Regions from separate parts of the Homo sapiens genome. Here regions 1, 3, 4, 5 and 6 are each linked to region 2. Evidence: read pairs that join two places in POLR2A ChIA-PET (ENCODE). Cell type or tissue: MCF 10A. All regions are shown on one strand. Region 1 overlaps RIN2 (Ras and Rab interactor 2). Region 2 overlaps RIN2 (Ras and Rab interactor 2). Region 3 overlaps RIN2 (Ras and Rab interactor 2). Region 4 overlaps RIN2 (Ras and Rab interactor 2). Region 5 overlaps RIN2 (Ras and Rab interactor 2). Region 6 has its middle 21 kb from the start of RIN2.

The links. Peaks named below come from ENCODE experiments on the same cell type or tissue, not always from the same donor. Only the 100,000 strongest peaks of a DNase experiment are listed, where the experiment ranks them.
Region 1: POLR2A ChIA-PET joins it to region 2 with 23 read pairs; 10 of 35 experiments call an interaction of 5 or more read pairs at or near these places.
Region 3: POLR2A ChIA-PET joins it to region 2 with 54 read pairs; 10 of 35 experiments call an interaction of 5 or more read pairs at or near these places.
Region 4: POLR2A ChIA-PET joins it to region 2 with 18 read pairs; 10 of 35 experiments call an interaction of 5 or more read pairs at or near these places.
Region 5: POLR2A ChIA-PET joins it to region 2 with 10 read pairs; 9 of 35 experiments call an interaction of 5 or more read pairs at or near these places.
Region 6: POLR2A ChIA-PET joins it to region 2 with 72 read pairs; 3 of 35 experiments call an interaction of 5 or more read pairs at or near these places.

What each region holds. Positions count from the first base shown.
Region 1 is chr20:19,907,621-19,911,620 of GRCh38, reverse strand. All of the region lies in intron 3 of RIN2 (Ras and Rab interactor 2), which reads right to left. Among named protein-coding and RNA genes, the nearest start is that of NAA20, 110 kb to the left of the region's middle. In MCF 10A, no CTCF peak of the experiment used is centred here; a DNase peak (open chromatin) is centred at 1,680.
Region 2 is chr20:19,973,710-19,977,709 of GRCh38, reverse strand. It overlaps RIN2 (Ras and Rab interactor 2), which reads right to left. Exons shown (of 13, transcript NM_018993.4): 9 at 1,923-3,056. Among named protein-coding and RNA genes, the nearest start is that of NAA20, 42 kb to the left of the region's middle. In MCF 10A, no CTCF peak of the experiment used is centred here; DNase peaks (open chromatin) are centred at 469, 739, 2,449 and 3,529.
Region 3 is chr20:19,813,442-19,817,441 of GRCh38, reverse strand. The region is part of intron 2 of RIN2 (Ras and Rab interactor 2); the gene reads right to left. Among named protein-coding and RNA genes, the nearest start is that of RIN2, 57 kb to the right of the region's middle. In MCF 10A, no CTCF peak of the experiment used is centred here; DNase peaks (open chromatin) are centred at 211 and 1,691.
Region 4 is chr20:19,805,533-19,809,532 of GRCh38, reverse strand. All of the region lies in intron 2 of RIN2 (Ras and Rab interactor 2), which reads right to left. It also overlaps the pseudogene LOC100421663. Among named protein-coding and RNA genes, the nearest start is that of RIN2, 49 kb to the right of the region's middle. In MCF 10A, no CTCF peak of the experiment used is centred here; a DNase peak (open chromatin) is centred at 2,252.
Region 5 is chr20:19,826,764-19,830,763 of GRCh38, reverse strand. The region is part of intron 2 of RIN2 (Ras and Rab interactor 2); the gene reads right to left. Among named protein-coding and RNA genes, the nearest start is that of RIN2, 71 kb to the right of the region's middle. RefSeq lists a silencer at 2,174-2,343. In MCF 10A, a CTCF peak has its summit at 2,315; a DNase peak (open chromatin) is centred at 2,323.
Region 6 is chr20:19,735,019-19,739,018 of GRCh38, reverse strand. No RefSeq gene overlaps it. Among named protein-coding and RNA genes, the nearest start is that of RIN2, 21 kb to the left of the region's middle. In MCF 10A, no CTCF peak of the experiment used is centred here; DNase peaks (open chromatin) are centred at 1,768 and 3,338.

The sequences.
Region 1 (4,000 bases), 66 kb after region 2:
GCTCTGAAAATGAGCTGTGGGTTAGAGAGGAGTGTTATATTAGTGTTATCAGTGTGTGTATAATAGCTTTTTGGCTTGTGTCTTTTACTTACTGTTTGTGCAAGAGAATGTCCTTGTTCCTCAGAAATACACAAGGAGGATTTAGAGATAAGGTGGTGTGGTCGCAGGTGTGTCTCCAATGTATTTTCAGATGGTTCAGAAAACAGACTACATATGTAGCTATATAGAGACAAAATTATCTATTTATGTAAAATATTGACATATTTGGGCCAGGCGCGGTGGCTCAACGCCTGTAATCCCAGCACTTTGGGAGGCCAAGGCGCACAGATCATCTGAGGTCAGGAGTTCGAGACCAGCCTGGCCAACATGGTGAAATCCTGTCTCTACTAAAAAAATTAAAAAATTAGCTGGGCAAGGTGGTGCATGCCTGTAATCCCAGCTACTCAGGAGGCTGAGGCAGGAGAATTGCTTGAAACTGGGACGCAGAGGTTGCAGTGAGTCGAGTTTGCACCACTGCACTCCAGGCTGGGCAACAAGAGTGAAACTTTGTCTCAAAAAAAAAAATTTACATATTTATATAATTCTGCATATGTGTGTGTATGTGTGTGTAGAAAGAGAATGACAGAGCAAGGGCAGTGAAATGTTAACCACTGGTGCATATGGAACCAAGGTAATGGATATATAAGCGTTCTTTGAACTCTTCTTGCAACTATTCTGGAAGTTTGGAATTATATCAATAAACTCACTTCCTGGCTGGGTGCGGTGTGGCTCACGCCTGTAATCCCAGCACTTTGGGAGGCCGAGGCAGGCGGATCACTTGAGGTCAAGAGTTTGTGACCAGCCTGGCCAACATGGAGAAACTCTGTCTCTATTAAAAATACAAAATTAGCCGGGCGTGGTAGTGGGCGCCTGTAATCCCAGCTCTGTGGGAGGCTATGGCAGGAGAATTACTTGAACCCAGGAGACAGAGGCTGCAGTGAGCCGAGACTGCGCCACTGCACTCCATTCTGGGTGACAGAGTGAGACTCCATCTCAAAAAAAAAAAAAAAAGTTCACTTCCTCTCACAGAGAAAAAAAAATTCAAACAATATACACAAGAATGATTAAAAAAAAGAAGAAGAAAAGAAAAAGAAAAAAGAGAGTATGAAGGCCAAGCATGGTGGCTTATGCCTGTAATCCCAGCACTTTGGGAGGCCAAGGTGAACAGACGACTTGAGGTGAGGAGTTCGAGACCAGCCTGGCCAACATGGTGAAACCCTGACTCCACTAAAAATACAAAAATTAGCTGGGCATGGTGGCGCATGCCTGTAGTCCCAGCTACTCAGGATTCAAGGGGAAATCACTTGAACCCGGGAGGCAGAGGTTGCAGTGAGCCAAGATCGTGCCTCTGCACTCCAGTCTGGGTGACAGAGTGAGACCTTGTCTCAAAAAAAAGAGAGAAAGTATGAAAAAAATTAAAATAAATAAAAAATTAATGTACACAAGATTAAAAACCAGGTTGCAAGGAAACACTTCCTTAATTTCTCCTAGCACATCTTCAGAGCTCACTTTGCACATTCTTCCTGTTGGGAAATCTCTTCTTTGAAAAGTTCAGCCAGCTCTGTGCCTTGTCCTCAAAATCTGCGTTGATGGACACTTGGGATGCAAGCTGGAGGAAGCGTGTGCAGCTACCACAGGGGCCCCACCTTTTCCTGCTCAAGACTGGCTGGGCTCCCAGGCATGGCCGCATCATGGTCCCCATTTACTAGTAGCCGCACCACACCCAGGCTGCCTGCTGAGTGCCTCTGGGGAAGCCAATGTCTTGTGGCCACCAAGGAGACCAGTTTAGCTTACTGATGAGCCCTGGAAACCACACAGACCTGGCCTGAAACTAGCTCTGCTGGCTCCTACTACCTATGGGACCTGTGCGGCGAGACTGTAACCTACCAGGATCTCAGTTTCCTCATCTGTAAAAGATGAGATAACTTGGTGGGATGGTGAAAGGGGACCAGCATGATGATGCCCACAATAGTGGGCACAACTGCTCCAACCCAAATCATCCCATGCCAGCGGGGAGTAGGGTGCAGAGTGTGTGCCGGGGCTCAACACAGAGACGTGCACACAAGCACACAAATGCTCATCTCGGATGAACTTGCCCAGCACTTGGCTGTTGAAAGTTCCAGAAAGGAATGATTTCAATTTCAGTATATAGGTAACTTCTGTGTCACTTGGGAAAAATTGAAATTATTTTTAGTTATGTATAAGTGGTGGCGGATCAAAACTCCTCAGTATTTGGGAACCTCTGAAGGCATTTAATCTTGCCTTGGGGGTAGGGCAGGGAAGGATGTGTGGGGTGAATGATGGGACGGAGGAGACAACGAGGGGGATTGGAGGAGGAGATTATAAAGCTGGCTGCTCTGATGACAGGTGTGTTTGTTTTATGGGCCTCAGTGGGTTACTAACAAAAACTGAAGAGCAGACTGGGCGCGGTGGCTCACACCTGTAATCACAGCACTTTGGGAGGCCCAGGTGGGTGGATCACCTGACGTCAGGAGTTTGAGACCAGCCTGGCCAACATGGCAAAACCCAGTCTCTACTAAAAATACAAAGTTAGCTGGGAGTGGCGGTGGGCGTCTGTAATCTCAGCTACTTGGGAGGCTGAGGCAGGAGAATCACTTGAACCTGGGAGGCAGAGGTTGCAGTGAGCTGAGATCAGGCCATTGCACTCCAGCCTGGGCAACAGGAGCAAAACTCCATCTCAAAGATAAACAAACAAACTGAACAACAGGCGTGGTGTTCCACGTGTATTTTTTCCATTGCCCACCCCTAAGCCCAGCTCTTTCCAAATAGTGGATATTCCACAAGTGACCACAAATCTCTGAACAGAATGGAAGGAGGGCCGCCAACTTCTGCTGCCTGTGAGTAATTTCTGACTCTTCAATTTGATTCTGAAAAGCTTTGAACTTTGAAACTCGAAGTCTTAGTAAATAAATGATGATGTTTTGGGGTTACTTGAATTTTTCTCAATCTTCATTAACCTGCATGCTGGGAATGAGAGATTGTTTCCACAGAATTATTTTACTTACCAGAGGATTATCTCCCCACCCCCTTGATGTCCAAACTCTTTCTTTCTTTCTTTTTTTTTTTTTTTGAGACGGAGTCTCGCTCTGTGGCCCAGGCCGGAGTGCAGTGGTGCGATCTCAGCTCAATGCACGCTCCGCCTCCCGGGTTCACGCCATTCTCCTGCCTCAGCCTCCCGAGTAGCTGGGACTGCAGGCGCCCGCCACCACGTCCGGCTAATTTTTTGTATTTTTAGTAGAGACGGGGTTTCACCATGTTAGCCAGGATGGTCTCGATCTCCTGACCTCATGATCTGCCCACCTCGGCCTCCCAAAGTGCTGGGATTGTAGGTGTGAGCCACCGCGCCTGGCCGATGTCCAAACTCTGAAGTTCCTATGTCCATAACACAACATAATGCCTCTTGGATGAGTCTTTTTTGGTTTGGAAGTGATCGCCCTGCAGACAGATGGAGCATGGACCTAAGCTCTCCCGACTGTGGTGAAGGCTCAGAGGTCAATGTTACAGGCATGAGGAAGGTGAAGAAATAACACTTCATTAACCAGCTTCAGCCAACAGCAGCTGCCCCTTAAGGAGGGGCCTTCTTGATGGCTGGCATTGTCCATTGTCTCACTTAATCCTCCATCGTCTTAGCACCATAGGACAGGGATTTATTAATCCCACCTTACAGATGAGGAAACTGAGGCTCTGAGAGTTTGCTTAATGTCATGCAGCTGGTAATGGTGCAACAGGGATTGGCAGCCCTTACAAACCCATGGCCTTTCCACCAGTATTTACCCAGGTGAGGTACACATATCTTTGATGCATTAAAGGGAATATTGGCTTTTACTACGTTTGAAAAGGTGAGTGTGTGGACTCTGGGCAAGGCCCTGTGGCTATACCCAGGACAAACTCACCAGCTTTATCTCAGACCCTGGGGCTTTCCCAGACCCACCTCCACCCT
Region 2 (4,000 bases):
CAAGCAGCAGCAGCAGAACAGTGAGCTCAGCAAACGTGGGCTTCTGATCCAATGGAAGTTCAAATACCGCACCTGCTAGTTTACTAGAGAGTGTGGCTGTCAGACAAATGGCATGGCCTGGCAGAGCCCTCCTTGCCTTCCTCCAATCCTTAAGGGATGACGATGCCTGTTCACAGGGGTGAGGTGAGGACCCACTGGAATAGCTTGGACAGGCTGCCGGGCTTATACTCGAAGCTCCATAAATCATTTTAAATTAAAGGCTGCATCCTTCTAGAGTAGTGAAATACATAATTTTAGCATGTTTTTTGGAGAAAATGAGTGAGTCCTTGAGTTCTAAGAGCAAGTACCACATCCGAATTTAACTACAAAAGGAGCTGGCTGAAGAGCTTCCCGGGACTAACTTGGGTTGGTTCTTACAGCATCAGCAGGGAGGGAAGGCCAGGCACTGTGGGCTGGTTGGCGCCGCTGGCCACATAGCTCAGGCCTGACATCAGCCCCTGCCTGGCTGCACCCCCCTCTGACCCCAGCCCCTAAGAGGAAGCTTCTCCTGCAGGTTGGGTTTCTGTTAATACTGAGTCAGATATGGTCTCCCTTGAGAGCGGGTCTCTGGTGGGATGGGGAAAAAGGCAGCCTGTGTGGATATTCTGCTGTCTCCTTGATGTCTTTTTCAATTAGAAGGCACCTCACAAGGGCACATTCCTTTAGCCACTCACTCCAGCAACACCCCAGCTTTAACCACGCCCTGATCAACCAGGCCTGGCCTCAGTCAAACCACAAGAAAACAAACAAGGCTTTGATTCCTTTGTGAGAAAATCAAAGAGCTGCTGAAAATCACTTAAACGAGAAAAAAGAGAGGAGAGAGAGAGAGAGACAGAGAAAGAGAAAGAGCCCTCTATCACACACTGTTTACTACTTTCAACAAATGGACCCAATCAGAAAGAAAAAATTGGGGTGTAGCTTCTGAACCGCCTGGAAATGTTTGGTAGCTCCAAAGGCTCCTGCTGCCTGGTGAATAAAGTCTCTGAAATTAACCTTCAAGAGTCAACCTTCTAAAATTAAAAACAACAAACAAACAAACAAAGAACCTTCAACATTCTCACCCTGGAAGAAAAGACTGCTTGCCAAATTCAAATTTGCCTTGGCCAAAGTAACCATTAGCAACTCATCCTTTAAATGAGATTATAAAGAAAGAATTTCCCCTTGAAGTTGGAGAAAACACCTTTCATGTGACCTCCAAACTATGTTACTTATTTTAAAGTTACACAAAACAAACTTGTCTTTTTCAGTTTTTGCTTACTCCCAAGCCGTGCTGCTTACAGAAGTGTATGGGATGAGGAGCCAGCAGGATGGTAACCTTGAGGGAGAACAGGGGGCCCGGGGTCCCTAGATGCTGGTCAGGTTCTGCTTATCCAGGGGTTGGTAGTTGTCCCACAGGTAAGCTTGCGGTGGAAACTCATTCCAATGCATACGTGAGTTTTGTGCTCTCTGAACATATGCTACACCTCAATAAAAAGTTTACTTGCAACCAAGACAGAACAAAATACCCACTGCCTCTCAGAAGATAACAAAACTACCTTTGTATGTATGCACAGCCTGCAGAGAAGCACGCGTCCAGAAACACCCGGCACATGTAACACACACACGTTACCACAGCAGGCGGCAGCTGGACCCACAGAGGACCAAACTCCATCCCTGAACAGAATCACTGTGCAGCTCCAATCTGTCACTCCCGAAGACATTTTTGAGTCTGGCAGTCAGCAGCTACTTTGAGAAACTGATTTTTCCATTCAAACCGGGAGAGAAGGTGGAGCTGGGTGTTGTTTTGAACTTCGGAGTAAACTTCATAAAAAATAACAAACATAGGTTGCACTGCCCGGACAGAGTTACAATAGATTTTATATTTTAAAAAAGAGGGTACTTACCTATTTGGTCTTCAGGGATCAGCGACTCGATGGGGGGGTCCAGCTCCGAGCTCTGAGACAAATAGTTCTTGACCTGGGTCATGAACTGCCGGATGGTCTGCAGCATGTCGGTGCTGGACACGTGGCACTCCTTGTTCTCCTGCAGGAAGCTCACGTAGTCCTGCACTAAGCACCCGAAGTAGGTGCATTTGTCCCGGGAAAGCTCGGCGATCCTGCGGACCATCCGCTTCTCCGGGGTCATGAAGGAGCTGAACACCCCGCTCACCTTCTGCAGCTGGGACTTGACGAGCTTGGGCAGCACGAAGGAGCTGCTCCTTTTCTTTTTGGACTTGATGGGGGGCGCCATGGTCTCTTGGTCACTTTCCCCCTCGTAGTCCTCCAGGCTGCTGTTGGTGTCCGCCTCGTAGCCAAACAGAGGCATGCTCCGGTCGAACTCCAGCGAGTCGGAGGAGGAAGTAGAAATGCTCATGTCGCTCAGCCGCTGCCGGCCTCCATGGCACGGGGGCCGTGATTCAGAGCTGGGCGGCGGGGCCCTTGTGCAATCCCCCGGGGCGGCCTCAGGCGGGGCCCCACCTGGGCTGCCAGCTGTGCCCAGCTCCAGCTCCGGGCCTGCGCCCGGCCGGCCGCCGCTCAAGGTCTTTGCACCGCCCTCTGCTTCCAGAAAAGAAGCCTGCTTCTTCAGCCGGGGTGGAGGGATGGGAGTTGGTTTCGTTCCAGGCAGAGCTACGTTCCCATGTTTGTTATGGTTGACTGTTTCTGGCATGCTCGTCTGGGTTTCAGTCCTGGCCAGCCGAGGGCTTGTGTGGAGACTATTAATAGCGGGTGGCGGGGGCCTGGGTGGGGGGGACCGAGTCCGCTCCGTGCCATTCGCGTTGGGAGTCCTTGTGCTCGGCCGTTTCAGGCCTCCACTGAGGTCCTGGCTGTGCACTTTCAAGAAAAGGGGATTAATAAAGCACAGGGCCCCGTTGGTCTGGCTGCACTCCAGCTCTGAAGGCGTCCTGGTTTTGATAGAATGCACTCCATTTATAAGGCAGAGCTGACGCAGGGAGGCAGGACAGACACCGTCGGAGGAAAGAGGCCTATGGGGAGGTGGAAGGTTCGGGGGTTTGCTGTCAGCTGGGGAGCTCCAGAAATCTGAAAGTCATTATCAGTGAACACAAGAATGTAAATACGGTACACTCAGACCATTCCTTCACAAATTAAAAAAAGCACACTGCATGACAACGCGAGTCTTGCGGGGTGGGGTAGGGGGTGCGTTGTACTCAGGTTTACTGCATTCCTTTACTGGAAAGGGCAGAAAGGCTGCCAGGCCCAGCTGTGGGCTCACAGGAAGGCTCCAGGGGTCTGTCACCTTCAAAGCCCTGGAGAAATGGCTTGGCCAACATAGGATTCCAGCCCTGCCTTTTCACAGGTAAGTTGGAAGAAAAAAAGGAACTGGAATTGCTCCAGTATAAGCTCAAAAAAGGTCACTGGGGCTTCCTGACTTGCTTTACAAAAACTGAACCGACTTACAAAGCAACACCACCCTTTCCCAACAACTTCTCCTGGGATGCCCTCCACAGTGCAGCTGCCAGCCAAGGAATCGGGCCTTGAAGTTCCCCTTTAATGGGCAGGACCAGCAGCTGGGCCTGGGGGATGTTACACAATCTGCCTAGGGTTTTACACATTCAGCATTAAAACCACCAAAGGAGGAAAACTACATTCATGGGTCCCATCAGCAGAAAAACCACAGCAAGCTTAATGTGCAGTGCAGGCCCAACCATTTACCTTTGTGGTTTGGAGTCCCTCCTTCCCAAATCCTATATAACCTCCTCACCATGCTCATAAATATGCAATGCTCTGCGAAGTAGTGCAGATTGCTTATTGATCTGTACTGCCTGTGTCTCCTCTTGCAGATGAGTCTCAGTGTTCCATGTAAGTTGAGGGAGGTAGTGCTGTGATCAGTGGTGCCTGTTATAATTTCCATTTGGGATAGGTTATTCTTTTTTTTTTTTCCCTTGAGACGGAGTCTTGCTCTGTCGCCCAGGCTGGAGTGCAGTGGCACGATCTTGGCTCACTGCAACCACCACCTCCCAGGT
Region 3 (4,000 bases), 160 kb after region 2:
TAGGTCTTGAGTGAAGCTCTCATGAATGGGATTACTGCCCTTATAAAAGAGGCCTGAGTGAGCTTGTTTGCCCCGTCTGCCAAGTGAGGACACAGCTAGAAACCTTCATCTTTGAAGGAAAGGGTGAGCCTTCCCCAGGGACTGAGTCAGCTAGCACCTTGAACTCAGGATTTCCGGGCTCCGGAACTGTGAGCAGTACATTTCTATTGTTTATAAATTACTCAGTTTAAGGTATTTTGTTAGAGCAGCCGGAATGGACCAACCCAGTTGGTATTTACTTCCAAGTAATAACACACGTGTTGCAACTTCTGGAATTTTCAGTTTTAGACTGTTGATTCCCCATTATGGAAGGCAAGGATTGAACTCTACCACCTCCACCCCCATCCCAGCTCTAGCAAATGTACACACTTCTTGTCTCCACATTCTCTATATGACTATGTCTCCATTTTCTCTACATGATTATATTGCAATCATGCCAATATTGTATTCATCACTGAAATACACAGTATATTATGATAAATGTTCCTCTCTTGAACAACTTAATATTGTCTTGTTTTTAGTTTTTATTTACTTTTCTCTTATTCATCCTGAAATTTGCAAATTTTCTAAATCTTCTTTCAGTTATTCAGATGCATCAGGAATTGTATCAATGTCCTCTTGTCTCAACAGAATATGGCTGGCAATCCTCTTTTATGCAGAGGTTAAGGAATTATACTTCCTATATGTTCAGGAAATATTTGATCAGGCTTTTTGTTTGTGTGACCCAGTTCTAACTGCAAGGCAACCACATGCAACTTCTACCCGGGTGCACTGTTTTCTGTTTGCATTTCCACCTCAAGCTCTCCATGCTAACAGACACGTAAAAAGCCCGAGGCCTAGCAAGGCAAAAATTCTTTCCCAAGGCTACCCAAGGATCAAACCAGAATTTGATCTTCTGACACCTTGTTTGGCTTATTTAACTGGTTAACCATTTGTCCCTGCTCTTAAACTGCTCCAATTCCTTAAACTTATAGAGCCTTTACTCTGAACAGGAAAATTCGAGTTCTCATTATCACAGACATAGCCGCCAAAGCCCCTTCAGGTTAGGTGATATCAAATGGAGGTAGGGTCGCCTCTCCACCCTTAGAATAGGTGATCACAAACTGTTAATCAGCAATGCTAACTGCAAGTGGAAACTTATGGAGAATAATTGATTACTGTTAAGGCATGACTTTAGGAATTCTTTGTAAGTCTAGCTTATAAAGAAAAATCCCTTGGCTTGAAAATTTCTAAAATTAGACTCAAGGAAGTTAGATAAAAGTATGTTTGAGATAAATGAATCTGTTCCAAGTTTTTCAAAGCTGCACCAATATAGTAAGGTTCAAGCTATCCACAAATACTATTTATATGCCACTGGCAAGGGGCTGTGATCAATGTCTGTTTCTTGAAGGCAGAAGTGTGACCCAAAATCTTCTTAACCAAAGAAGACGTTTATCTTTTTCAACATCAAATTTTCCCGTATGTTATCAAGATGAATCCATGGATTGCTACAAACTATATGAACCCCTAAAGGGAAGCTTTCTTACTTTCCCAAAGGAAGATGCTACAACAACTTTCATCGTTGCCCAAAGACAGTTGTTTGAGCCGATGCTGACCATGGCTTGCAAGGTACCTTGCTCAGCAGTGACTAATCAGTTTCCCACAGGACTCTGTGGTGTAGCGGGCTCCAGAGGAAGTCAACGGCAATGAATCACAGTGCTCAGGAATGAAAAATACAGCTGTGATTCACATTAACTCAAAGAAAAGGTTGAGGGGAAACAAACCTAAAAATTAAAACCACACACATGCACGCATCAGCAAATACCACACCGAGCATGTCAGGGAAACTTCTGCTTTTGAAAAGTCCAAAGAAGAAAAAGAAAAGCAACTTTTCAAAACAAAGCCTAAGAAATCTATTGATGGCAAGATTGAACTCATATAATGCACAATGTAGTTCCATAAAAAGAAATAAATTACTTTCAGTGAACTTGGTTTTTGTTATAAGAAAAAGGGAGCCAATGTATTGCTTTAGACATAATTTCAAAGATTCCTATGTATAACTTCTTTAATTTTTATTGACTACTATCGAACTTTTAAATTTTAGCTTTTGCTTAAATTACTTTACCTTTGTAAGCAGAATTCTTGCCTCATTATAGGCCTTCTCTTAACTAGCATAAATTGCTTTCTCAATAATGAATTACCTAGGAACACAAAATAAGAAAGTGCAAGTTGGATTCATTGTTGTTAGACTCAACAAGCAATTTAAAAAATAAATAAACAAAATGCAAACCTCAGAGTTATTAGGACTGATCACTTTGAAACCTGCTGGAAATACTGCAGAAAGCCATAGAGCTCAGAGCCAGTTAATAATCCACACAGATACAAATTTGAGTTTCTTTGTTGGTGCTTAAATGGATAAATATTACATGATCAAGCTTATAAAACATAAAATTAAATTAATATTTGGATAGGATTTGGTTTATTCTAACACCAGAAATGGCCAAGTGGATTTTAAAATCAGTGTAGACCAGGGCCAGGCATGATGGCTCACACCTGTAATCCTGATACTTTTTGGGAGGCTGAGGTGGGCGGATCACTTGAGGCCAGGAGTTCAAAGCCAGACTGGGCAACATATGAAGACCATGTCTCTACAAAAAAAAAAAATTAGCTGGGTATGATGGCATGCACCTGTAATCCCAGCTACTTGTGAGCCTAAGGTGGGAGGATGCTTGAGTTCCAGGAGTTCCAGTGCGGTCTGATTGTGCCACTGCACTCCAGCCTGGATGAAAGGGCAAAACCCTGTCTCCAAAATATAAAATATAAAATTACTATAGACCAGAGATTGAATGACTTTAATCACATGAGAGGTGGAGGATTTAGGTGGACATCTGGGGTGAGATGTTGTGTGACCACACCAGTTGTTGTGAGTGATTGTTGTCGTAATCAGTGATGATGTTAGACAATAAACATGTCATCTCATTTTGGAAGGCAAAGTCAATCAGTGACAAGGCAGAGTCAGACTTGTGGAAGCACTGGGGAGGGGGTGGGAGGAGGGGAAAGGGCAAGTGTGCACCGCGACCTCACGTCCACCTACCAAACATGGGTCCAAACACCCCAGGGAGCTGAGCCCCAGGCAAGCGGCTGGATTGGACCTTACTTAACATGATTTATTTTTGTCTGATTTTTCCAAGCCTGATAGTCTCCTTGGGCCAAGCTAACCAAATGACTGAAATTTTCACTTTATATTTTATTGTGTGACCTCGTAAACACACATTTGCCCTTCATTTGCCAGTAAGAACATAACAAAACAAAGCAGCATTAGAAATAGCATTTTGGGCTCCAATGCTTTGTTCTCTGTTTCTTGCACGTGATACGACTATTTTTCTATTCTGACCTATTTAGCACATTTTGCTGTTTACCAAGACCGGAAGAGATTATTCATCATTTCAAATTACCCATCTGGAAGGCATTTTATAAACATGTCTAGTTTTCTATAATTTATTTATATTTCCAGATATCAAGATTCCTAAAATATGTTGAAACCACACCCCAGATAATAAAGACTATGTATTATTTTCCAGTTGAACTTTTTTCAGTATTTTTGGTAATAAAATTATGATACAACAGGTGACACAATTAATCATGTGGGACATTCAAACCCAGTGCTTTTTATATATTTAAAATAACTTTTCATTTTTTTAAAAAATACATGTTTGTTACAGAACATTTAGAAGACATAAATTTTAAAAGCTACAGGTCTATTTATTAATCATTTGGAGTACATCCTTCCAGAATTTTTATGCACCTGTCTCTACTTTTTTATTGTGTTTTACTTCATTTTGTAATTCCTATTATAACCTGACATGTATTACGTATTCATTTGCCCAATTGTTATAATCTATTTCTCCCACTCGAATGGAAGCCTCTTAGGAGAAAGTACTCTGCCTCTTTTGTTCACTACTAAGCCCCACTAGCCTCACAT
Region 4 (4,000 bases), 170 kb after region 2:
GGATGCACCTAAGTCACCATCGTCATCCACACTCTTCAGAGGACTTGTGGCTGGGACGCTAGGGGACTGCCATATCCTGCTTCCATGTTCTCCTCCACTGCCAAGTCCCCATCCTCCACATGGTCTCCACCATCCTCCAGCAGATGCAGGACGCTGGGCCGGGGTGTGGACCGGGGAGGTCAGTCGCTTCACTCCAACATTTATGACTGTTTCATTCCTGCCTTGGCCTGCTTCAGCCTTCTTTGCCTGCAAGCGTTGCTTCCATCTGACAATTTCCTGGTTGGGCAGCTCTGTAGGTTGCTGGTGGTCACTGCTATCATTCAGATCATCCGCAATTTTCCCCTGATCTTCTGCCCCAGCTGTGAAGTATATGGACGTGGTTTGCATCAGTCACTTGGGGAAGTTCAGGAGGCTTCCTTTTTGATGCTTTTTTCAGAAGCTCACCTAGGTCCTGATGGGAAAGACCTGCTTATTTCATTCAGAACCCTAGGCAGAGGGTTTGGAGCAATCCAGGACTGGCCTGTGGCATGGGTGACATGAGGCCCCCCACCAGCCTGGGGTGCTGACTGCATCCTGGCTCTGGCCTTTCCTTGGACCACGCCCTGGACCGCATCCCTTTAGGCCGGCTCTGCCCTTCTTTTCACTGCATGTCGTCTCCTGACCATAAAGGCCACCATAACAGTGCATGTCCAGATCACCCAGGGTATCCCTAGGGTCGCTGGCACTAGTCCCAGGATTCTATACATCACTAGCAATGCCACCCCCAGGGGGCCAGCAGCAGCTGAGTAGATATTGCGTGGCGAGCAGCAGGCCTTCCGTGGCTCCAGAGGGCTCTGCTGCTCTGTTTCCACTTGCCAGTGACCTGTGGACAGCTAACCGGAACCCTGCGGAGTGTTCTGTCTCTGACACAAACAGGGGCCCACCAACCAGGGTAGACCATCCATTGGACTGGGGGAGGGGAGGCACCTCGTGCTTTAGAAAACTGTGTCCCTGATTTTGCTGTGCAAATAGAAAATGACATTACTTATACAGGGCCTTCGGGGAGTGGAAAGAGCTCATGGCAGACCCGAGCTGAGGCCACTCCAGGCCCCAACAGGCCCTACAGCCCAGCTAGATGGTCAAAGCAGGGCCATGCCACAGCCTGTGTCTACACAAGATCCTATTCTCAGCTTTCCTTCACCCGACTCCCCTTCCCCTGACTCCTACTGGGCCATGGCGGCCTCTCTGGCCCTGCTGGGGACCAGGCTCAGGGAGGAGAGGGGCGGCCTGTGACTGCCAGGTGTGGCCTGTGAATTTATACAAACAGAAGCAAGCCACTAAGCATGCAGGCATCTTAACGGCACGCATAAGGCATATGATTTCATTCATAGTTTAATTAGAATGCACTGTAAGACACTAGCATCAACGTCTGGGTTCATTTGCTTGCTTGCTTAGCCAATGCAAGGACACAGTATAAATAACTTATGAGTGTTTGGAAAGACATTTAATCATTTAAGGCTTAGGTTTCTTCCGCAGACCTTCTTTAGATGGCCAAGAACACAACAGTGATGCCACCCCTAGCATATGCTTTATGACTTATAACTCACAAAAAGCATAAAACTGCAAGTCTTTTCCATGCTAAGTTGGAAAAAGTCCTGTAAATTTAAGGCTGCAAATTCCAACCAACATAAAAGCTTTGCCTCTTCTCCTTCCAGCTAAACTGCATCCATGCCAGATGAGAGAGCCAAGGTATTGAGAGAAGCACAGAAAAGGCATTTTTGCAGAATCCAAAACCTTCTCCTAAAATTTAGGAAAACACACACATCAATATGACTGACAATTTATTCATTCTACTTGCTGCTTTTATTTCATTCTGACAAGTTTGGGCAACTGGTGTGTGCTGAATCCAAGTCTGATCATTTGAGGCAGCTGCTGAAGTGCTAACAGGTTGTCACTGTGGAGGAACAAGCTCACCATCTCCAAACACTTCATAATTCTAAGGTGAACAAAGCCATCATACAAGATAAAGTAACAATTCCCAGCTCAGGTCTGAGATAAAGAGATTCCTGGAGCCTTAGGGTGTGCAGCTTTTAGTATCATCTCATCTCCCATTAATAACAACTTAGAATATCATTAAGGTTTTGGGATTTTGCCAAAAGTGATAACTAAAACTAGCACTGGCAAAGACTTAAATTTCACATCATGTTTGCCCAATTTGGCATAAGATAGAGGAAGCATGGTAGATTGCCTTATTGGTCTTAAGCCAAGGTCAACAGTGGAAACTCCTCCAGCAAAGGCAGAACACATTTCTCTGCCTCTTGACTTAGGTTTGGCCATGTGACTTGCTTTGGCTAATAGAATAATACAAAAATGTCAGTGTGCCGATTCCAAGCACAAGCTTTACAAGGTTTCTTGGGCTTCCACTTATACTCATGCACTTTTGCCATTGTCACAGGAGAGCTTTCCTCAGGTAGCCATGCCCACCAACCTGGACTTAGCGTGTGCTAAGTGTTGCTGGCCTGAACCCAGACATCAGTGGGAAGCCAAGCCTAGCTGAACCTGTGCAGGAAGCAGCGTCACCTAGCTGAGCCCAACCTAGATCTGCCAGATCCCAGCTAACCTCTGTTTGCATGAGCTAAACAGATATTTATTATCAATTTCTTGTCTTTTTCTTTTTGAGACAGGATCTTACTCTGTTGCCCAGGCTGGCTCACTGTAGCCTCGAGCTCCTGGACTCAAGCAATCCTCCCACCTTAGCTTGCCTATTAGCTAGGACTACAGATGCACACCACCATGCCTGGCTAATTTTTGTTATCTTTTGTAGAAATGAGGTTTCACCATGTTACCCAGGCTGATCTCAAACTTCTGTGCTCAGGCAATCATCCCACCTCAGCCTCCCAAAGTGCTAGGTTTACAGGTGTGAGCCATCACACCCAGCTCAGTTTTCCTACTGAGTTTGGAGATGTTTTGTTGCACACGTAAAAGCTGATGCCAGAGCAAAGGGGAAGTACAGGAAGCCAGGGGGAATAGTTTATAGTAGGTTTCTCCTCTTTCCTTCCCTGGAAAAATGGGTGGCAACGTACAGGATATAATCATGATGTTCATCGTTGCTTTTTAAAAAGTCCATCTCACGCCAGTTAGAATGGCGATCATTAAAAAGTCAGGAAACAACAGATGCTGGAGAGGATGTGGAGAAATAGGAACGCTTTTACACTGTTGGTGGGAGTGTAAACTAGTTCAACCATTGTGGAAAACACTGGGGCGATTCCTCAAGGAACTAGAACTAGAAATACCATTTGACCCAGCAATCCCATTACTGGGTATATACCCAAAGGATTAGAAATCATTCTACCATAAAGACACATGCACACTCACATTTATTGCAGCACTGTTCACAATAGCAAAGACTTGGAACCAACCCAAATGCCTATCAATGATAGACTGGATAAAGAAAATGTGGTGCACATATACACCATAGAATACTATGCAGCCATAAAGAAGGATGAGTTCATGTCCTTTGCAGGGACATGGATGAAGATGGAAACCATCATTCTCAGCAAACTATCACAAGGACAGAAAACCAAACACTGCATGTTCTCACTCATAAGTGGGAGCTGAACAATGAGAACACATAGACACAGGATAGGGGAGCATCACACACTGTGGCCTGTTGGAGGTTGGGGGCTGGGGGAGGGATAGCATTAGGAGAAATTCCTAATGTAGATGACGGGTTGATGGGTGCAGCAAACCACCATGGCACATGTATACCTATGTAACAAACCTTCATGTTCTGCACATGTACCCCAGAACTTAAAGTATAATAATTAAAAAAAAAAAAGTCCTTGTAACTTGGGCCAGGCGCAGTGGCTCATGCCTGTAATCCCAGCACTTTGGGAGGCTAAGGCGGGCAGATCATCTGAGATCAAGAGTTTGAGACCAGCCTGGCCAACGTGGCGAAACCCTGTCTCTACTAAAAATACAAAAATTAGCTGGGTGTGGTGGTGCGTGCCTGTAATCCCAG
Region 5 (4,000 bases), 150 kb after region 2:
TAGACTCCCCATGGTCAGCACTCCCAGCAGCCGGGCAACAAGTCCCTCCTTAAGGGGCATCTGGTGGTGCATCACAGTGTCCACCATGCTAATGATACTGCATTCATTTTAGCAACACATCATGTGGCAGTTGTTCATGCTTTATTCCACAGCAACAGGAAATTCCGGCCCAACCTCATTGAGAGTCCTGGAAACTGAATGACTGGCCTTGAGTAGGTTGTGATAAACATTTGCTGGTATGTTATGCACTGTGGGACATGACATTGGAAAGGGCTGAGGCTTGTGGCTGATGGTCATATTATTAAGGTATCCCTCATGTGGCAGGAAGATGCTACACCTGAGAGTGCAGGGGGTCTTCACCAAACTGCACAAGAATGAAGCATGAAAGAGAGGCCAAGAAAGGATTCTAAGGTCATGCCATGTAAGTAAAAGAAGATTTGAGGCCTGGCATAAAAGTTAATGAAAAGCTAGCTTGGCTTTAGAGAACTTGGTAAAAAAAAATGTGAAGCTAGTTAGAGAAACCAGCAGTCTCATGACCTCACACAGTCATCAGGATTGGCCTTGGCTAAAAAACAAATGGTTTCATAAAAATGATATTTTAAAATGCAAATTTCATCCTACTCTCCCTTCCTTTGGAAAATATGTCTTCCTGAGGTGGACTGCTATCATTTGGGTATCCCCCAAATCTTTTGATCACAATCCGTATTTTGATAGTGTCGTTCAGGATAATTTCTGTCTTTCCAACATACGATGCAAAAATAAGACAACAGAAACCTCATTTTCTGGCCTCCTTGCTGCTGGGATATGGCTACGTGATTTAGATTCTACCACGCAGATGGGCTCCCACAAGGCTTTGTTGGGAACTGAGTGATGCAGGGAATGAGACAGAGTCAGGGGCATCATTTTGTGGTCAGGGGCCATGGCAGAGCTGGAGTTGCTCTGAGCAGCAGCCCTGAGGGGGTCTCCCAATTCAGCAGCTTCCTGACCCCTTCCGTAGTGGCCAACCCCTTGGTGGGCTGATTCTGGTGGGCCATTCTGGGAGTCACTTGGGAAGCCCAGCCTAAACCCCACTGCTTGATCCATCCCTTGACTTTGGGAACTCTGTTCCTCAGTACCCCTCCCTGCCTAAACCAGCTAGAGGCGATTCTCTAGTATGCATCTAAAAACCCTGACCAATACATTTCCTATAGTCACAACAGTGGATTTTTGAACTTTTTAAGCCGGCACACTTTCATCAAACACAACAGCCTATAGAAGCCCAGTATACAACGTAGATGATATACAAAATTGTTCTTCCCACCCTCCTCACTCTAGAGCTCTCTGTTGCTCCTGTGAACTCACCCCTGGGAGAAAGCATAGTTATTACAGAGGGTCCTTCATATACTGGATTCAATCCATTTTTTTTTCTTTTTTTGGCTTCATCTCCTATCATGCCCCCAAAGTCCTACAAATTAATAAGTTAATCCAATTTGCAAGCACGCCATACAACTTTGGGTTTCCATAACTGCTCATCTTCTCTTCTGTCTTCCTGGGATGTCTGTCATGAGTAGATCTGCCAGGAAAATGCTCATGTACTCTTCAAGAACCCAATCAATCAGAACCTCCATGAACCTCTCACCCAAAGCGTCCCATCATATAGGTGGCAATTTCAGTAGCCTCTTAGCATTCATGAGCCTACTATTTCCAGAGGTAGCTATTATTCTCTGCTGAGGATCCCAGGTAATCTGCATGTTTGCTGAGGCACAAATTTGAATCATTAGTATATTAAACGTGGTGAAATGCCCTGGCTTTTCCTTTCCTTCCACCCACCCTATCAACCAGGGCTTCACATGAGCCAAACCAAGCCTAGCAGGAAGCCAGTTAGCAAAGGGAGCCTCAGACGACGTAGCCGGTTGGACCATCCCAATGATCATACAGAGCAGAACAAGCAAAAATGGACCTAGGATGGTGGAGGAAATGATCAGCTCTGCAGAACTTCCTAGGAGTCAGCAAGATCACAGGGAATGGGACACTCGGTTAGAATGCAACCAAGAGATGGCATATTTTATCATGTTCCATTCATAAGAAACATATTTTTTCTTTTCTTTTGGAGAGTACTAAGCTGTCTCTGTTAAGTCAAGGACAAATAAATCTATGCACCTACATAATGGTTTTCATATTAGAAGATAATGGAGATGAATGGAGGAATAGAATAAAAGGGCTACTGTGATGACAGGATGCCACAGCCACCATCAACGCAGGAAGTGAGTGATTCATTCCTGCTGCAGAAATCAGGCAGAAAGACAGGTGGCAGACTCAGCTGTCCGCACATATTCTCATAGTGTCTCTGTGATAAAAACCATTTCTGACACACACTTGACCTAACTTGTGGGCAGATTCAGCCCTCAGAAGGATCAGAAAGCTGTGGGTGGAGCTGCTATTCTCAACTTACTTCCGATTCACGGGGAGGAACTGATTGGGGAAGTGGAAGTGAGAGGCATTGTAAGAGGAAATTCTTATGTCATCCTTATGTTCACAAAAGCTAGGAATGGGAAACTCAGTTGTGCTGATAAATTTTGTGGTTTACAAACAGAGATTTCACAAAGTTTAAAGGTGAGTTGGAGTCTATAAAAAGTGCCCTCGTTCCCATCAAACAGAATGGGAAGTTCTTGAAAATGGGGTTCTGACACCACAAATAAGTCAGTAGCTAAGAGGGAGAGGTATCACAAGCAGGTGAGTCTGCACCTTTGCAATGAACTCACAGCTGGGCAGCATGCAAATATGGGTAAGGGCTCTAGAGGCTTAAGTGTACCCCAAACAGTGTGCTGGATCTGTGTGAATAATGCCTAGAAGCCTACAGCCCAGGAGAAGGGTATTTTACAAATAAAACAAAGCTAAATAAAACCATAAAATACCTTTTTAAAGGTACTTTTGGAACACAATGTGGTTGACTAGCAGCAAAAAAAAAAAAAAAGAAAAAAAGAAAAGCAAACCTACTAAAGTCCTTGACAATGGGAGCAATTAATTTACATCAGCTGAACACCTAAAGGCTGTAAGACAGGAAGAGGAGACCAGCATTAAAAAGCGGGACTGGATCCTGAAGTCAATTTGGCGGTCATAAGGGCGTACCTGGATCTTCTATAGGCATTTTCTTTTCCAATCTGGAGGACTCACTGCCACACTATGGTTATAAGTTAAATGCATGTGAGATTATTTGTGATCACCTTCAAGCACTCAGGAGAATTAAAGAGGGCTGGACAAAGCTGGTAGATAATGTTGGTCCTTGGCTTCAAAAACAGAGAAGGCAGTAGACTTCTCCAGCTATGAAGCTGTGGGCTCCAGGGCCATTTGAGAGATGATTGCTCTTGGAATTCTTTGCAAGATGGTGTATCTTAGCCAAAACGTGGTCAAGCCCAGGGTCCAGTTTGGGTTTCCCAAGACAAGCTATGTCAGTTTAGCCATATTCCTTATGTACTTCGCAGGGCTATTAGACTAGAAAATTAGAAAAAGGCGGGGTGTGGTGGCTCACGCCTGTAATCCCAGCACTTTGGGAGGCCGAGGCAGGCAGATCACCTGAGGTCAGGAGTTGGAGACCAGTCTGGCCAACATGGCGAGACCCCATCTCTACTAAAAATACAAAAATTAGCTAGGTATGGTAGCACATGCCTGTAATCCCAGCTACTCGGGAGTCTGAGGCAGGAGAATCACTTGAACCCAGGAGGCGGAGGTTGCAGTAAGCTTAGATTGCACCACTGTACTCCAGCCTGGGCAACAAGAGCGAAACTCTGTCTCAAAAAAAAAAAAAAAAACCCAAAACCAAACGAATAGAAAAACCACCACCACCACCACCAACAATAACAAAAATAAAATTAGAAAAAAACTGTTGCATGGATCTGAATTTCAAATAGGGAGTTGACAAATAATGACACCTTTTTAGCAAGAAAAAAATTTGTGCCTAAGAGGATGACAAGAAAATAGTTAAATGCCTGCACACAGGAGCCACAGTTGATGGATTGCCACC
Region 6 (4,000 bases), 240 kb after region 2:
TTCACTTACAGCTCTGGAGGCCAGAAGTCCGTAATCAGTCCGGGTTGTTTTCTTCTTGGGGCTCACGGGGAGGACCTGTTCCATTCTCTCCTAGCTTCCGGCGATGGCTGGCAGTCCTTGGCATTCCTCGGCTTGTGGCAGCATCACTCCACTCTCGGCCTCCGAGGTCACCTGGCGTTCTCTCTCTGTGTCTGTGGCCACATTTCCCTCTTCTTTTTATTATTTACTTCTATTTATTTATTTATTTATTTTGAGACGGAGTTTTGCTCTTGTTGCCCAGGCTGGAGTGCAATGGTGCGATCTTAACTCAGTGCAACCTCTGCCTCCCAGGTTCAAGCACTCCTCCTGCCTCAGCCCCTCGAGTAGCTGGGATTACAGGCATACGCCACCAGGCCTGGCTAATTTTTGCATTTTTAGTAGAGACGGGGTTTCACCATGTTGGCCAGGCTGGTCTTGAACTTCTGACCTCAGCTGATCCACCCGCCCCAGCCTCTCAAAATGCTGGGATTACAGGCGTGAGCCACCGTGCCCGGCCCATGTTTCCCTCTTCTTGAAGGGGCACCAGTCATTGGATTAGCGCTTACCCCAATCCCCTATGACCTCATCTTAACTTGATCATATTTGCAAAGTCCCTATTTCCAAAGAAGGTCACATTCACAGGTTCTGAGGGATGGGACTTTAACATAAATTTTTTTTGGAGGGGGGACAATTCAACCCAGAATAGTTATCAAAGTAAATTAAAAGATAATTAAACACTAAAATGTGATACATATTATTATTCTTTCAGCAACAGTGTTGTGAAATTTTCTTAGGCTCACAAATAGCCACTTTTTAAAATACACAAACACTGGTTTAAAAATACTCAGATTACTGAAAAATGGAAAAGTAAGTGCTTTCACCTCTCTTAAACTACTAATTAGTGCATGCAAGAAGAAAAAGAGTCATAAAGGCAAATACTCCTCTATAATAAGTGGCAAAACAAATATAGAGAAATCAGGTTCATATAAGCATGAAACAAATCAGTTTATATCTCTTTAAAAAGAATAACCAAAGTTTGTCTTTGCTGCATCTGCTTTAAAGGTAAAAAATTTCATTAAGAAGAGAGATAATATTTGAAGATAACTTTTATTTTCAAAATTCTTTAATTTCTTTCTTTTTTAAACTGTAGAGTCCCAAAGAACAGAAATGGACAATACAGCATGTGGGTTTTTTTTTTTCAATTTTACACTGTTTTGTATATGTATGACACTTAGAGAAACATCAGAGAACTTTTAATTCTACTGATAAATGAAACAGAAAACTTTTAATTCAGCACAGGAAAACATTCCTGCTTCAGCCTGACCTATTTGCAGAACACACTCAGCTCATTTTTCCTGTATACTTTCCTGCAGCTTTGAGTGAAATGTAGCACCAAGGAGAAAGAAGAAAGGCATGTTTAGATGAAAGGAATTTAGCTGCCTGCATTGTTTCTTTGAATTAATATCTTACCCTGTACATAAGTATACAGTATAAGGCTGATACTTTGAAGTATAGGATTTCAAAAGGGGACATTTTAGGAAGGACAAAGGCTTTTAACGAAATTTCCAGGAAACTAAAGGCATTTCAGGCCTGCTTAGCTGAAGCACTTGTGAACATGCATGTATGACGAATGATTTCAATTGAAACCAGCACGAGTTTCACACAATTACCCAACACTTGGAAATAAAGACAAGAGAGGGTTAAGGTTAGGGTTAAGGTTAGTTTCTCCTTTCAGTGGCATACTGAAACATTGCTCAACAGACGCACCCAAGGATTGTTGTGTGAACTAAGGGAGTGCACCTCTGACTCACTCTTTACTGTTGATGGAGGACTCACACTTTATGAAGTTACACTTCAACATGTGTATCTTGTCTGGGAAAGGCAAATCATTTGAATCAGGTAATGAAGACTGCGAGAGGTTATGAGTGTGGTTGCATTGGAGCTCATTCATTAGTCTCAAATCTAGCACTCTTCACAGTCTTTGTATATACCTATACATCCTGATGTCCTCAACATGCTTTTTGAGCTACATTTACCATCTTACTGATTAATGTGTTAATAAGCTAATAAATCTAAACCTACACTCATTTTAGTTTTCCATGAGAGTAGTCTTGGAAAGATTTTTGAGCATTGTGCTTTCACACAATTTTGGACTTTTTATCTGTATCCTTGTTTTGGTGGTGGACTATAAGAGGTTATGCTATTTTTTATTTCTTGCTAGTTTCTTTTTTTAGAGATAGGGTCTCACACTGTCACCCAGGCTGGAATGCAGTGGTACGATCATAGCTCACTGCAACCTCGAACTCCTGAGCATAAGTGATCCTTCTGCCTGAGCCTCCCAAGTAGCCAGAACTACACTACAGGTGCATGCCACCATGGCTGGCTAATTTTTAAATTTTCTGTAGAGATAGGGTCTTGCTATGTTGCCCAGGCTGGTCTCCAAAGCCTGGCCTCAAATAATCCTCTGGCTTTGACCTTCCAAAGCACTGGGATTACAAAGGTGAAAAACCGTACCCAACATATAAAAGGTTATTAAGGCCGAGCACGGTGGCTCACTCCTATAATTCCAGAACTTTGGGAGGCTGAGGTGGGCAGATCACTAGAGGTCAAGAGTTCGAGACCATCCTGGCCAACATGGTGAAACCCTGTCTCTACTAAAAATACAAAAATTAGCCGAGCATGGTGGCGCGTGCCTGTAGTCCCAGTTACTCAGGAGGCTGAGGCAGGAGAATCGCTTGAACCCAGGAGGCAGAGCTTGCAGTGAGCCGAGATCGAGCCACTGCACTCCAGCCTGGCGACAGAGCAAGACTCCATCTCAAAAAAAAAAAAAAAAGTTATTAATAAAAGCACCAAGGGTGTGTTTTCTTGTGTCAGGCTCTTGTTAGTCCTGGGAAGAGGCCACAGACCAAAACTCCTCACTGCCCTGTCGTTATCTGTATGTAGAATAAAATGAAATGCCAGAATAAAATGCCTCATTTGGTTTCATCTGGATTTTTTTTTGCAAATGAAATTCTGTAATGATGGCCTGAGCAGATGTGAAAGGGGCATTTAGAACCAATTCCCAGTTGTTTTGTTTTATATTTGGATTGGGGTGCAAAATGGGCAAGAGAGAGTTGGGCTGTAGTAAAGGCAACACGAGGTCCCAAGGAAAGGAAAATTTAACCTGAAGGAAAATTCAGGGACTGTGTGAACTAAAATCCAAAATTTGTCATGCAGAGAGCTGTGATTAATTTCTTTCACAAGCTGCAGAAGAACAGATTTCCATTCTCGCTCACACAATTGAACTTGGTAATGCCTACACAACAGATGACTACTGCTACTCCCCTGGGCAAAGAAATTATCCCCGCCTCTGGTGCCCTGTGGGCTGAGTCATCTGCTCCTCCACTTCCTGGCTGTGTTTGCTCCTGGCGTCAAATCTTGCTGCTATCCAGCTGGGTTCCAATGATTATTTCAAAATTAACAGCCTAATGTCGTCCCGATGGGACCCGTCCCCACACTTATTACAAAAAATTGCTGTTACATAAACCACTTTTTTCCTTGTCCTATTTTCTGCCCCCTTTTTTAAATGTGTTGAGTTTCTTGGTTGAGGTTTTTTTTTGTTTTTTGTCCCCCATTCCCTTAGCCCCTTATCTTGCAAGTAAAGCACAGTGTCGCAGGGCTACAGGCCTGTTTTGTTTGTCAGTACAGCTTAGGAACTTTCTATACTAGCAAGATATCTGATGTGAGTCCCCTTCTAAAGAAACAACTGGAATGAATTTGAAAATCAAGTAGGAAACACCTTGAGTTAAATCTTTATCTTTTAATTGAGCTCTCTAGTTTCTCCTCTGCCCCATCAAAACAAAGGCTTATTGGAACTAAAAGATGACCCTTTTGCCCTTTAAACTGTACCAATCTATCCCCAGTTTCAAATGTGTTGCTCTCCATAACTCTTGTCTGTCCACATTTGGCAAGTCTTGTAATACACACGGATACCCTTGACTTA